2 separate regions of the Mus musculus genome follow, and region 2 is linked to region 1. Evidence: chromatin contacts called from ENCODE Hi-C or POLR2A ChIA-PET data. All regions are on one chromosome and are shown on one strand. The core of a region is the stretch at or near the end of the contact, and the rest is flanking DNA. Distances in the headings are between cores, read along the strand shown.

Evidence for each region. A loop is a pair of places that touch in the nucleus more often than their neighbours do. ChIA-PET counts read pairs that join two places held with the same protein, here RNA polymerase II (POLR2A).
Region 2: POLR2A ChIA-PET joins it to region 1 with 17 read pairs in embryonic stem cell. The contact joins two enhancer-like sites. A Hi-C loop is called at or near these places in 1 of 37 maps with a recorded cell type or tissue (gastrocnemius). POLR2A ChIA-PET finds 5 or more read pairs at or near these places in 4 of 5 experiments (Patski and embryonic stem cell).

The regions. Positions count from the first base shown.
Region 1 is chr19:32,174,342-32,180,276 of GRCm38, reverse strand. The region is part of intron 5 of Sgms1 (sphingomyelin synthase 1); the gene reads left to right. Among named protein-coding and RNA genes, the nearest start is that of Asah2, 74 kb to the right of the region's middle. Within about 2 kb of position 1,894, at least 1 of the 3 ENCODE cell types and tissues checked has a DNase peak (open chromatin) inside an H3K27ac peak, as active enhancers do; it is gastrocnemius, where a contact is called at or near this core.
Region 2 is chr19:32,238,436-32,244,850 of GRCm38, reverse strand. All of the region lies in intron 4 of Sgms1 (sphingomyelin synthase 1), which reads left to right. Among named protein-coding and RNA genes, the nearest start is that of Asah2, 140 kb to the right of the region's middle. Within about 2 kb of position 2,481, at least 1 of the 3 ENCODE cell types and tissues checked has a DNase peak (open chromatin) inside an H3K27ac peak, as active enhancers do; it is gastrocnemius, where a contact is called at or near this core.

The DNA.
Region 1 (5,935 bases), core at 645-3,144:
GGCCCCAGAAAGGGGAAATGGTAGGAACGGCCAAGGGTGGAGCGGGCAAGCTCTCCTCGGTAAGGTAAACTATTCACAGAGCCTGCCCTGGTCAGCCGTGGCTGGATTCTTTTCTCTCTCTCTCCTTGGCTCATTTGCTGGTTATAGTTCATTTTACAAAGAAAACACTTTTCTTTTAGTGGTGAAGTTAAACTTTACCTCAGCCCTCCAACCCAGCCCCTCTTTGGCTGCAGACCAAAGCTGGGGCCTTTGCTTGATAGGCAAGTGTCTCCCACTCAGCTAAATTTCCCAACCCCAGATTGCAGCAATCTAACAGTAGTTACTAGTATACAATCTAGTAGTAGTTACTAGTGTACAATCTAGCAGGAGTTACTAGTGTACAGTCTAGTAGGAGTTAGTTACTTTCTCACTTCTATAACAGTATACCCGACAGAGACAACTTAAAAGGGTGGGAGCCAGGGCCAGGATATAACACATAAGAATTCCCCCTCCAGTAGCTACTTCCCCTATAGACCTTGTTCCCTAAAGGGATCAAGGGCCAAGGCCTTTAAACACGGGAGCCTGTGGAATGCATGACACATGCATACCATAGCAGTGGTGGTGGGAATTCACAGCGGTGATGGACGCTGTCTATTTGTAGAACATTCATCATTTCAAACTGAAAACTGCTAACTCTTCAGATAATGAGGAAAAGCAGGTTCTTAATGCCAAGAGCAATTTAAGCTGAAATGAGCTGAAAATAGTAAGAGAAATAACATACAGTCGCCGTGCACTGTCTCTTCTTTCTGCTGTCTGCCCACTGTCTCACTGAAGCACAAGAGATATGGGATATTTCACTGTGGCGGAGAGGAGCTCCCAGCAGCCCCTGCAGCACTTCCCTGCATTGAGAACATTTCCCTCCTGAGTGGTCCTGCAAACAGTGTTCTTAGTCAGTGCCTCCTATACCACACAGGACTTAGTCTTACTGGTGTATTATTTGTGTATGTGCTGTGTGTCCTCGAGTGGAAGCCAGAAGTTAGAGTGGAGTGTCTCTCATAACCTCTCTTCACGGAGTGCTAAGGCTTCAAACATAGATCCTTCTGCTTGTGTGACGAGCTCTTTGCCAGCTGAGCTATTTACCCCGGCATCTAGGTCTTAAAATCTCAGTTAAATATTTGTCTCATGTCCCTTCGTTTCGATAGGAAGACCAGTACACTCAACACCTTGAACGAAGCTCAGAGTAAATGCTAGTAAGTAAATCTCGGTGTTGACGTTTCCGGGAGGCGGCATGTTAATATTTGGGCACTGAGTTCTGAATGGTCTCTGAGCCATTCATGCCTCAGTCCAATGCAGCCTCTCATAGTGTCCAGGTTGGGGCTGGGGCAAGTAGGTGACAGCAGGAAGGTTTCTACACTGAGTCTCATGACCTTAGAGGAGCCTTAGTATCACAGACAAACTAAGAACTTCAGGCATCTTTCTAGTCTGGGTTTTTAGAAACCAGCTGCAGATTGGTCAGGCCATGTCAGACTCTTTTCTAGAGCTCATGGTTGCTGTCTTTAACTGCGTTTACAATATTAGGAAATGTTTTCTGTTGTTGTTTCTGGTTTGATTTTTCAAGATAGGTTTTCACTGTGTATTCCTGCTGTCCTGGAACTCACTGTATACCAGGCTGACCTCCAGCTCAACCGATCACCACCTGCCTCTGCCTCCTGAGTGCTGGGATTAAAGGCTTGTGCCTCCACAGCCATCAGGGTAGGTTTGGTTTTGGTTTTGTTCTAAATCTGTATTCTAGAAACCTGAGTCTCCATGTGTAGGAACAAACCTGAAGAGTCCATCTGTGTGCTCTGCTAGATCTTGGTGACTTGCCGAGTCTTTCTGAAGAGCACTGGAGTGTTGGCACTTAGGAAAGTCTCAGGGCTCCAGAGGGAAGGAGCTTGCCCCCTGGACTGGTAGCGAAAATGTCTGCTGTGGTCTTAAGGGAGGCAGCTGTTCACCATCTTCCTTGATGCCCTGCCAAGACTACTGGTATTAACAGGGTTTATCCAGTGTCCCAGCAACAGAGATTTCCAAGAAGATGGGCTATGGTAAGCCCATGGCAGCCTGACACTGTTCCAGGTGGCCACTCACATTTAAAGGGACATATCACCCTGGACTTGAATCCTTAGGCAATTCTTGTTCTGTTTTCCCTCTTTCTGCTTTCCCTCTGTGTTCCAGCTCTCACTTTTTTCAAAGACTAGCATGGCATCTAGTTGTGACATATAAATCCTGTGTAAAAAGCTAGAATTCTGTGTTCTCTCCCATTGTCTACCCATCTTCCTACAAGAATCTCTATGTTTCTGGACATGTACATATATAAATGTAAGTATATATGTCTACTTATCTGTGCTAAGAAAACACATCTTAAAATGAACCCTATGACAGGTTGCTGTGTGTAAGTCATGCTACATTCATTCAAATGACATGTATTCCATGGTGAAGGGGCACCTTCTATTGCTAGACCACAGCAGTGGATTGTAATGAAATGGATGAAATACTTGAGGAAAAACTCTCTTAAAAATAGTGCAGCCATGAACATTCTGTGGTTATATGTGTGCACATGCATGTGCCTGTGTGTGTGTGTGTGTGTGTGTGTGTGTGTGTGTGTGTGTGTGTGTGTGTGTTTGAGACAGCGTCTTGCCATGTACCCCAAACTGGCCTGAAATTCATTTTGTAAGCCAGGCTAGCTTCCAACTTTCCAATAATTAAGAAATAAAACATCTGAGCCTGGCAGTGGTGGTGCATGCCTTTAATCCCTGCCCTTGGGAGGCAGAGGCAGGCAGATTTCTGAGTTCAAGACCAGTCTGGTCTACAGAGTGAGTTCCAGGACAGCCAGGGCTACACAGAGAAACCCCTGTCTCGAAAAACAAACAAAAAAACAAAAAAGCAAAAAAAAAAAAAAAAAAACAAGAAGAAGAAGAAAGAAGAAATAATAAAAAATCGGAAGCATAAACATTATTAAAGATTTGGATGAATGGCACTAGGCACATGCTCAGGGGTAGAGCAAGTCCCTGTCATACTCAGGTTCCCCGAGGTCTGTCACAGCCCTTAAGACCTTGCCTTCCTTGCATGATGTTTGGCTGTTGCTTTAATTTACACTGGACACAGACTTAATCTGCTTTTTCACACATTGATTCATTCCATTCCATATGCCCTACTTCCAAGTAGGACTTGCTTATTACATAAGATATAATTCCCCTCTTCCTTAGTTAGAACTTGCTTTCCTTATGGATGCATAGTGTTTAGTACACTGTTGAGCACAGAAACCTTGGGGATACTTTGTTAGCTTCGCGTGCAGTGTGCTATTCTGGCATTCTTGTGGGTACTTGTTTGGTGTCTAGTAGCTCTTAGGTGGGAGCTGAGGTAGTTAAAAGATCTGTTCAGACTCACTCGACACTAGTAACAACTCGCCATATGTATTCATCCAGCCTTCGGATAGTAAGAGCCTTTTCTGGGCAAACTGCTGTGCTGCTCAGCTGAAAATTGCGTGTTAGAGTGGCGTACTTACGAATGAGACCGTCTGATTAGTAAATGGTGTGTATTCCCTGGGCTTTGTTAAACAGTTCAGCCCTTGCTGCTGGGATTGGCTGTAAAGGGAGAGACTGGCCTGGGTCAGATTTTCTGGCATTGTCGGTGTCAAGACCCTGCTTGCTTGCCAGCTCCGTGCTCATACAGAGAACATGCAGTTTACTAGCTAGATTGTTTATAGTGTGTGATGACTTAAAACGCTTAGTTGTGGTTCTTGCTTTAAATGAAATAAGTGAAGTAGGCTTCTTATTTTTTTTCCTGCTTATCTCTTTCTGGTGTGCACCGGGTTTGAAATGGTTGGTTTTTGGGGGGTGGAGGGGCTATCTGGCTTTACAGAGGAAAAAATGTGAGAAAAGAATTCAGAAAGACACAGAAATGACTCCACTATCACATGAGAGACTCTTCTGGGGAAGATATGGGCGTGTGAGCACCCGTGTCCTTATGTGGGGCAGGTGAGAGATGGGCAGTGTGAGGCCATGGACAGTGTAAAGGCAGAATGATCAGACCACAAGCTGAATAGCATCATGGGATGCCAAAAGGCAGCGCATGCTTGCGAGGCAGTGAGTAGATCTTTCTCCATAGCTGAGAGGAAGAGGGGCAAGAATTAGGATGGCCCACAGTCACCTCTAATCCCCACACTGAGGATAACTTCCTGTTTCAAAGCCATCCAGTTTGTGTTATTTGTTATAGCAGCCACAGAAAAGGCAGACACCAGCCAGGGCCCATCAAATCTCAACCTATTTCACGTCAACCCAGAGTCACACAAAGAAAGGGGGCTTCTATAACAAAAACACAAACGTGGACCAGGAAATTCTTGGCATGGTGGTGTATGCCCATAGTCTCTACTGCTTGGAAAGCTGAGGCAGGAGGAGGCAGGAGGATTAACACCTGTACTATACAGTGAGTTTCAGGTAGGCCAGAGCTACTGAATGAGACCATTTAATCACGTGTACTGCAGGATGGAGGGGGGGGGGCTCAGTGAGGGAAGACCTTCCATCAACCAGCAAAGCAGAAAGCGTCAGAACCTCCCCAGGAAACGCTGTAGAACTAACTGCTCCTCTTAGCAGATGCCCATATATTAGTTTCACTGCTGTAACAAAAGTCCTTGACGAAGGCAACTTCAGGTTCTCGAGAAAGGACTGGTTTCTACACACTGGTCAAGGCATAGTCCGCCATGGTGGCAGGAGCTTGAGGCAGCTGGTCACTTTGCAGCCACAGTCAAGAGGATGAGCACCCGTTATCTGCTCCATTTCCCCTTTTTCTTCAACCCGAGACCCCTGGCCATGGAATGATGCTCCTCACAGTTATGGTGGCTCTTACCACCCCAGTGAGCCTCAGGAAAACACCCTCTCCAACCCCCGGAGAGTTGTCTTTTAGGTGATTCTAGGTTCTTTGGTTTTTCGAGACAGGGTTTCTCTGTGTAGCCCTGGCTGTCCTGGAACTCACTTTGTAGACCAGGCTGGCCTCGAACTCAGAAATCTGCCTGCCTCTGCCTCCCAAGTATTGAGATTAAAGGCGTGCGCCACCACCGCCCGGCTGTGATTCTAGGTTCTTTCAAATTGACATCAGTATGAGTCAGCACAGGCTTTGGAAGGCCTGCCTCTTACTCAGCCTGTATCCTAGTTGGACTCTGCATTCTAGTCAAAGAAAAGCCTCAGGCTACAAAGATATTAAAGAAATAAAAATAGGAAATAGTGGGAGTATGAAAAGTGATGGTTTAGAGGGGTTTCGTTGATGCAAAGGGTATTTGCACCAAAATATTAAAGCAAGAGAGTGAACTGAATTCTCAGGATATCTGGGGAAGGATATTCTGAGAGGTGCCACAAGTGCAAACACCCTGAGAGAGGGAGCGTGAGAGAGGAGCACACCTGGTGCACTTGGGACCTGCTCAGGTGGCCAGTGCAGTTAGTGGGGTGAGTCAGTGAACACCAGCATGGCAGGAAGGGAGCTCGAGAGAGGTGGGTATGTAGGTGGCAGGGACCCGAGCAGGGCTGCTGAGTGTAACAGTCTCAAGCCTTTCCTTTAACAGCTACAATCCACAGGATCTGAACATAGACATACAAAGTGGTTAAGGGGGGAGTGGGAGGAGCCCACAGTAGGAGCGTTATTGATGGTTGATTATGTCTCAAGGAGAAACTGGACGGGCTCTCATAGACTAGGAGAGGTTGTGAGGTGTTGGGCATATACATGTTTTGCCAGAGAAGAAGGCGAGTGAGACCTCCTGTTACTAAGATCAAGGAAACATGTTGAAGGGGAAGATTTTTAAAGGAGCAGAAATTCCATTACGCCATTTTAATGTAGTTAGGTAAAATATATGGCATACTTATCCCCGGGGCTCACAGAATGCCAGCAACAGCCCTTTGTACACAGTAGGTGCTTTGTAAGTGGTGAA
Region 2 (6,415 bases), core at 1,232-3,731, 64 kb before region 1:
CAGATGTGTGGTTTGCAAATGCAGTCCATCTTTCACTCTGTTTATTGATTCCTTGCCATTTAACCCTGGTATGCTTTGCTTTGTTGGCTGGGCTCTTGGCATCATATCCAAGAGCTCCATTGGCAAATTGCTTGCCGTGAAGTCTTGTGCTTGTATTATTCTCTTCTAGGAATTTTAGTTTCAATTCTTACTTTTTACAACTCAAATCCATTTTGACTTAATTTTTGTAAATGGTAGAAGGTAAGAATCCAGACATTCTGTAGATTTTTAGGCTGGCTGCTATTTTGGAATCCTGTCCCTTAGTCCTGATGGAACCCTTGCTGGCTGTACCTCAGCTCCTCAATCTCTATTGTCACTCTGTCCTACCAGCACACACAGCACAATGCCCCTGGTGTCCCTTGTCTTCTGTGGGAAGGCTTCTGGGGTTCCTGACTGTATGGATTGTCATTATCATGATGCACTATTATTTTAAAGGAGACCTGGAGAAGAGGGGTCAGCTGTAATGGCCACCTACAATCTCAAAGTATGGCTTTGAAAAGTCACATTTGAAAGTCTTAAAAGAGCTACTCCAGAAATAATTTTCAAATCCATTTTTCTCTGTTGATTTTATTTACTTATTTTGTAATTCATCTTGTGGTGCTGGGAACTGAGCCCCAGGAACTTAGCCGTGCCCAGCAAGTCCTCCGCCCTGCAGCTCCATCTCCCAGCCTGTCCGCTTCTTTTTGGCACCCCTGACAGGTGACTGGTGCACTAGTACCCAGAGTAAACACTAGCAGTTTTACTCTCCAAATAGTATTTCATTTTCAAGGTAAGCTGAGACTTTTGTCATATGAAGCAAGGTGAGGCTTGGTGGAAATTTGAATGTATTATTTCCGTCTTGTTGAGATAAATCCATGGGGCTTTGGATTTATAGGTCGTCTGTTGTTTTTATTAAGAGGTGGTATGGTTTATATTACGTAAATGTAGATCTCTGCATTAACCTGAAGCTTTAACCGAATACTTTTACAGTGGCAAGAGGGGTCTAGGGTTTAACATTTTTGTCTCAGTATAGTTAGTTGGGACAGCTGCTTTTTTGCACCTCTGGTTTTAGTTATTGCAGGTGGAACATGATTTCTTTTCTCTTTTTCTTTCTTTCCTTTTTCCTTTCTTTCTTTGTATTGCCTTTGCTGCCCTGGAACTTGTTATGCTCAGCAAGCTGGTCGTGAACTTATAGAAATCTGCCTGTCTCTTTCCCACAAGTACTGGGAGTAAAGGTTTGCTCCACCATGATGGGCCAAACGTGATCTCTTAAAAGATGTTACAACTATCCAAAGTGGAGCATCTTTGTCCTTTGAGCTGTCTCTTCTCAGTACGCGTGGGTGTGATTGGGCAGTTGAGCGCACGCATGCCTGGCATCTGTGATGCTCTAGATTCCGTCCCTGGCACCCAGAGGGGAGGGGGAGTTAAGCCTGTTGTCATGTTCAGTAGACTGGTTATTTCAGTGCAAGGTTCAGGAATGGCGTCTTGATAATTTGTGATTGAGGCTTAGAATGGCCTTGCGTTTCACCATCGGCTTTAGATGAACCTCAAAAAGATTTAGAGCCTTATGGATTATAAAATGGGAGGGAAAGAGGAAGAGAGAAGCTGAGTGTTTAGTTACTTTTCTGTAGCTCTGGCTGTGCAGACCGGGACTAAGGCAACTTATAAAAGAAAGCATTTGATTGGGGGCTTGCTTACAGTTTGTGGAAACATGTGTAGGTAGGCAGCCCTGCCTGCTGAAACAGTAGCTGAGAGCTTACTTTTTTCTTCTCCTTCTTCAAGTTGGAGACAGAGATGGGCCTGGCCTGGGCTTTTGAAACCTCAAAGTTCACCCCTGTGACATAGCTCCAGCAAGGCCACACCTCCTAATCCTTCCTAAAGCAGTTCTGCCAACTAGGGACCTGACATTGAGTTTGTGGGAGCCATTCTCATTTAAACTTACCACAAGGGTTAAGGATTTAGTTTTTAATGAAGGAAAATGAATTATATGTGCTTTATGCTAATAAAAATGAAGGAAGTACAAAATCAAAAAGCTGAGACACAAGATGTGAGGTGTGGGGGAGGGGCTACTGCAGCTCTTTTTCAAGTTGTTTACCCTCATAATGCTGCTACTGTTACTGAGCCAGCCTCCTGCACGTGTAAGGTTAGGGTTAGCTTTGGGATTTTATGATGCAGTTTCAAAGTTAGCCTTAAACTGTCTGTCCCTTTGGTCTGAGATCACCTTTGAGTTCATAGGAGTGTACCATATTGTCTGGCTTGGAAACTTAGTACCTGACATGACCCTGGCTGAGAAACCAGCACACATGTAAAAGAGCCAGTTGCTGGATGTGAAACCGTAGCTGTCAGAGGTAACGAGGGAGAGCATGGCCTGAGCCTGCCATGCCTATCTGGATGACCCTGAGTCAGAGACAGGTGCTCAGTGGGCGTGGAGCCAGTCCTTTCCACAGGCCAGACAGTTGTTTTTCCTGGAATGTCACTCCTTAGCTCTGACTCAGCCTCTTTGATGGTCCTTCCGGTTGCCTGAGGGGACAAAAAGGAAAGCAGCAGTGATAAGCTTGACTCTGGCCAGGTGCTCTTGACAGGGAACTTCTGACTGGACACCTCACAGGCAACTTCTCTTGGGACAGAGCAGATGGTGTTGAACCTTGGCCAGTGGGTGCCCTCCAAATAGGCTTCCATTGGCTTTTGTACTTAACATGCTCGTCCCTGAGGCTGCCTCGGACCTGGTGGTAGGTGTGTTACCTGGACTGTACTCCATTGTCTGGAAATGGTACGGTGTGCTGCCTCCTTCTTTTGAGATTGGATTTTAAGACATCTGTTTAATTCTTGTGGAACTATACTTTTAAAATATGTGCTACTCCTATTTCAAACGGTCTTACTTTGTATCATATTAGGATTAAATATTAATACTTTCACCTTTTACTATTTTCATCGCTCTGCTGAGATTATTGTCATGAGAACTTATTTGAAATATACTCTGTTTCTGATGCAGGCTCTGCTGTGGTGGCTGCTGTCATTCTGACCTTGTCCAGCGTAAAGCTAGGGAAGCAGATGCTAGAGAGGAAAGGACGCGGTATTTTCTGGAGGTCTTATGTAGTTCACAAAAGTATCTCAGCAGATGAAGCCTTTTTAATAGAGGTCACATGGGACTGCAGCTTTCGCAAGGCCCCAGGGTGACACCCCAGTACTGTAGAGGTGACCAAATGGGAACAAACCCCAAGCCATCCACCCGGACGCCATGTGTGGACTCAGTGGCTGTCGGATCTCGCCGGAGGAGTTGTCCTGAGGCACTCAGACTTGAATCTTAGGAGCATGACATCCGTACTTTGTTGTCTTTGTTTAAAATGAGGGGACTCGTGATTTTAAAAGTCTTTGTGCTTAGGCTTCAGGCATGTTAAGGAGTTAGTAGTGGCTATCCATCCTGACAAATACTTTAACCATTTTTTCCCCTTCTACCTCCGGTATTGGGAATTGAACCCAGGCCCCTCTTTTATGCCAGTCGAGTACCTGGTCACGAAGCCACATCTTCGGTCCCACTGATAAATATTTAAAATCTTTACTAAAATCCTGGACTTAGGTATGGCAGGCCATTGAAAGGAACCAACCTGAGGCTTGAAGCCGTGGTGAACCTTGCCTGAGATCATGTGGTTAGAGGATGAAGGAGTCCATACTTGATGTTAGCTCTCTGACTTCACAGACTGGTCAACTCTGCCTCACTGGCTACACACAGCAGTGACATTAAGGAGGCAGCCTTACAGAGAATGTCCTTACATTTCACACCCACACAAGGGCATTCTGAAGCTCTGGTGACAGCATTCTCCTTGGAGAAGTGGTGGCTTCTATTGGCCCTGCTGCTTCCTTTTTGGGGGCGGGGGGGGGGGGCGGGGGGGGGCGGCGGCGCGGCATTTCAGATTTAGGTTAGAAGGTATGTCTGCTTGTGAGCTGTGTCCTCAGTGTAGGCTTCTCTGGATGGTGGCTGCAATTGGGTCAGCTTGTTTTTGTACTTGTGTCACATAGCAGGTTGGGACTGGAATTTGACCTCAGCATCCCACAGAGGAGGATGGTTCTACCATTCTTATACAAATTTCAGAATTCTAGCTTGTATACCTGTCCTTGGTCACAGTGAAATGCTGCTCTTCCACTCCTTACCACCCTCTCCCTCCTCTCCCTACTCCTGTTTCCTGTTAACTAATACATAACTGTTTTGAAACAGGCTATGCTTGCCCAGTGCCATGATGAGAGGCGTGCCCCACCAGTTTCAGTGCTTCCCTCTTTATCTGATTCTACATAAAAATCTGCCATGCGTGTCCTAAAGAAAATGGCACACACTTTTTATTCCCTGCACTCAGGAGGCAGGGGCAGGTGGGTCTCTGATTTTGAGGCTGGCTTAGCCAGTTCCAGGACAGCCAGGGCTACATAAAAAGTCCTTTTCTCATACTACCAGGAAACAAAATAAAAAGAAAATTAAAAAGCAGTACTTAGAAGTTGCCACTGGCAATAGTTTGGTATGGAGGCTTCTGTTCTTATTCCTGTGAATATGTATGCTTTTAAAAATAAGATACAAAATTAAAATCATTGTTTTATATATATGTGATCGTCCATATTTATTTTACCCAGTACAATGCATGCATTTCTGCCATAGGCTTAAATGTCCTTCTGTAATGAGCTTGTGGCAACAGTCTTCTCTGTAGATAACAGCATGGATGCATCGGCCTGGTGTTGGGCAGATATGATCCTCATTCACCCGAGGCCACGCTGGTGTGTATCAAGTGAGAGCTGGCCATCCACTAATCTTCATGTCTCTTTAAAGTAGTTAACAGTGGTTATTAATGATGGTCAAGAAAACCCATTTTTAGTCTCATTCTGTTATACATTATAACAGTTTCCCTGGAAGACCCTATATAAACAGGCAAGAACAGAAGAGTATTTGTTTGTTAAGCTAGGGTATTTTAGAACCTCTGTTTTCTTTCTTTGAAATAGGCAGCCTATCTATGACAAGTACCTGAGACCTCTCAATTCTTATTTTCAAGTGGTTTAGCCCTCTTGTTCACCATACTAGTTAATGAAAACTTTTCACGTTCTCCTTTGTTGACTAAATATTTGACACAGACTAGCCCTGGTTATTTAGACCAGTGGGCTGTACTTGGCCAAGGAAGCCCTGGACCTAACGAGAGTTCCTGTTCTAGGCCTTGGCTTAGGCACAGAGACCAGTGATCACCATAGACCAGAAGACAGAAAAGGAAACGGCCGAAATCTGTGGTCTGGGACTTGGCTCAGTGGGAGAAAGATAGTAAGCTCTATAACTAAGTAAAATGCCTGTGTGCATATATCTAATAAGAGTGCGGGGGGGGGGGGGGGGGAGAAGCAGGCGTGGTATGTACTGTGTGCGCATGCGTTTGTCTACATATACGTTCTCGTGTGAAGTAGGGAGTCCCTGAAGTGGTGAGTGAGAAGGGACCATCCAGCTATGGGTGTGGCCGAGGAGCTGAGCCTGCTTACATTTGGGGTAAGGGCATTCTAGTCAAAAGGTTTAGGAAGTACCAAGTTCCTGAGACTTCAAAGGATGCATGCAAGCCAAGCTGGCCCAAGCGTAACCATGCCAGAATCTGCATGCTTTTCAAGTCGTTTTAAAAGGAATTGTTCTTCATTCCAGAAAGGTTTCCAGTACCTGGGAAGTCTTATACATTATAAGTGATGAAAACTTGGCTGTGTTGGCTCTCAGACCAAAGTAATGGATAGCAGATAGGTTAGAGTAAGTGCTGCCCACATGTAGATAACAAAACTGTAACATTACAACTGCTATCACTAGGCTTACGAGGCTAACAGTATCTCAGGAGCCACTTCTGCCTTTTCTTTTTTAATAAGACCTGTTTTCCTTCAAAAGTTCTAGTACTCTTGTTTTAAACATGAAACTGTGATAGTTTTATGGAAGTTGACACAGGCTGCGGCTTGGGAGGATGTGTGCATGACAGATAAAACATAGGCTGTTTCCCTCCATTTGGCTCAGCGGCCTTCTTTGGGGTTTTGTGAGCTGAGCCTGCAAGAAGGCAATTGACAGAGGTCTTCCGGACCCAAGGCTCCCTTGGTGAGGTCAGTATGAGTTCCTTTGCCCACTCCTATCCTTCTGTCAGGCTGGGGAGTAAGTAGCTGGTGGCTGATTCTCCAAATACTTGATATTGTGGTGGTAATAGTGGTGGTCCAGGGATCTCTCCCACCCCTGCTGGTGTTGGGGAGTGGGGGAGGGTAGCCTAAGGGGGGTGATGTGCAGGGGGTTTCCTCCTTCTTGGACTGATGTGTGTGTGTTGGGCAGGGGGTGAGGGGAGATTCAGTCTATAAATGCTGTTTTGCTTTCTTGGCCAAGATGAAGAAAGGATGTTTAGAAATTAATCTTGGATAA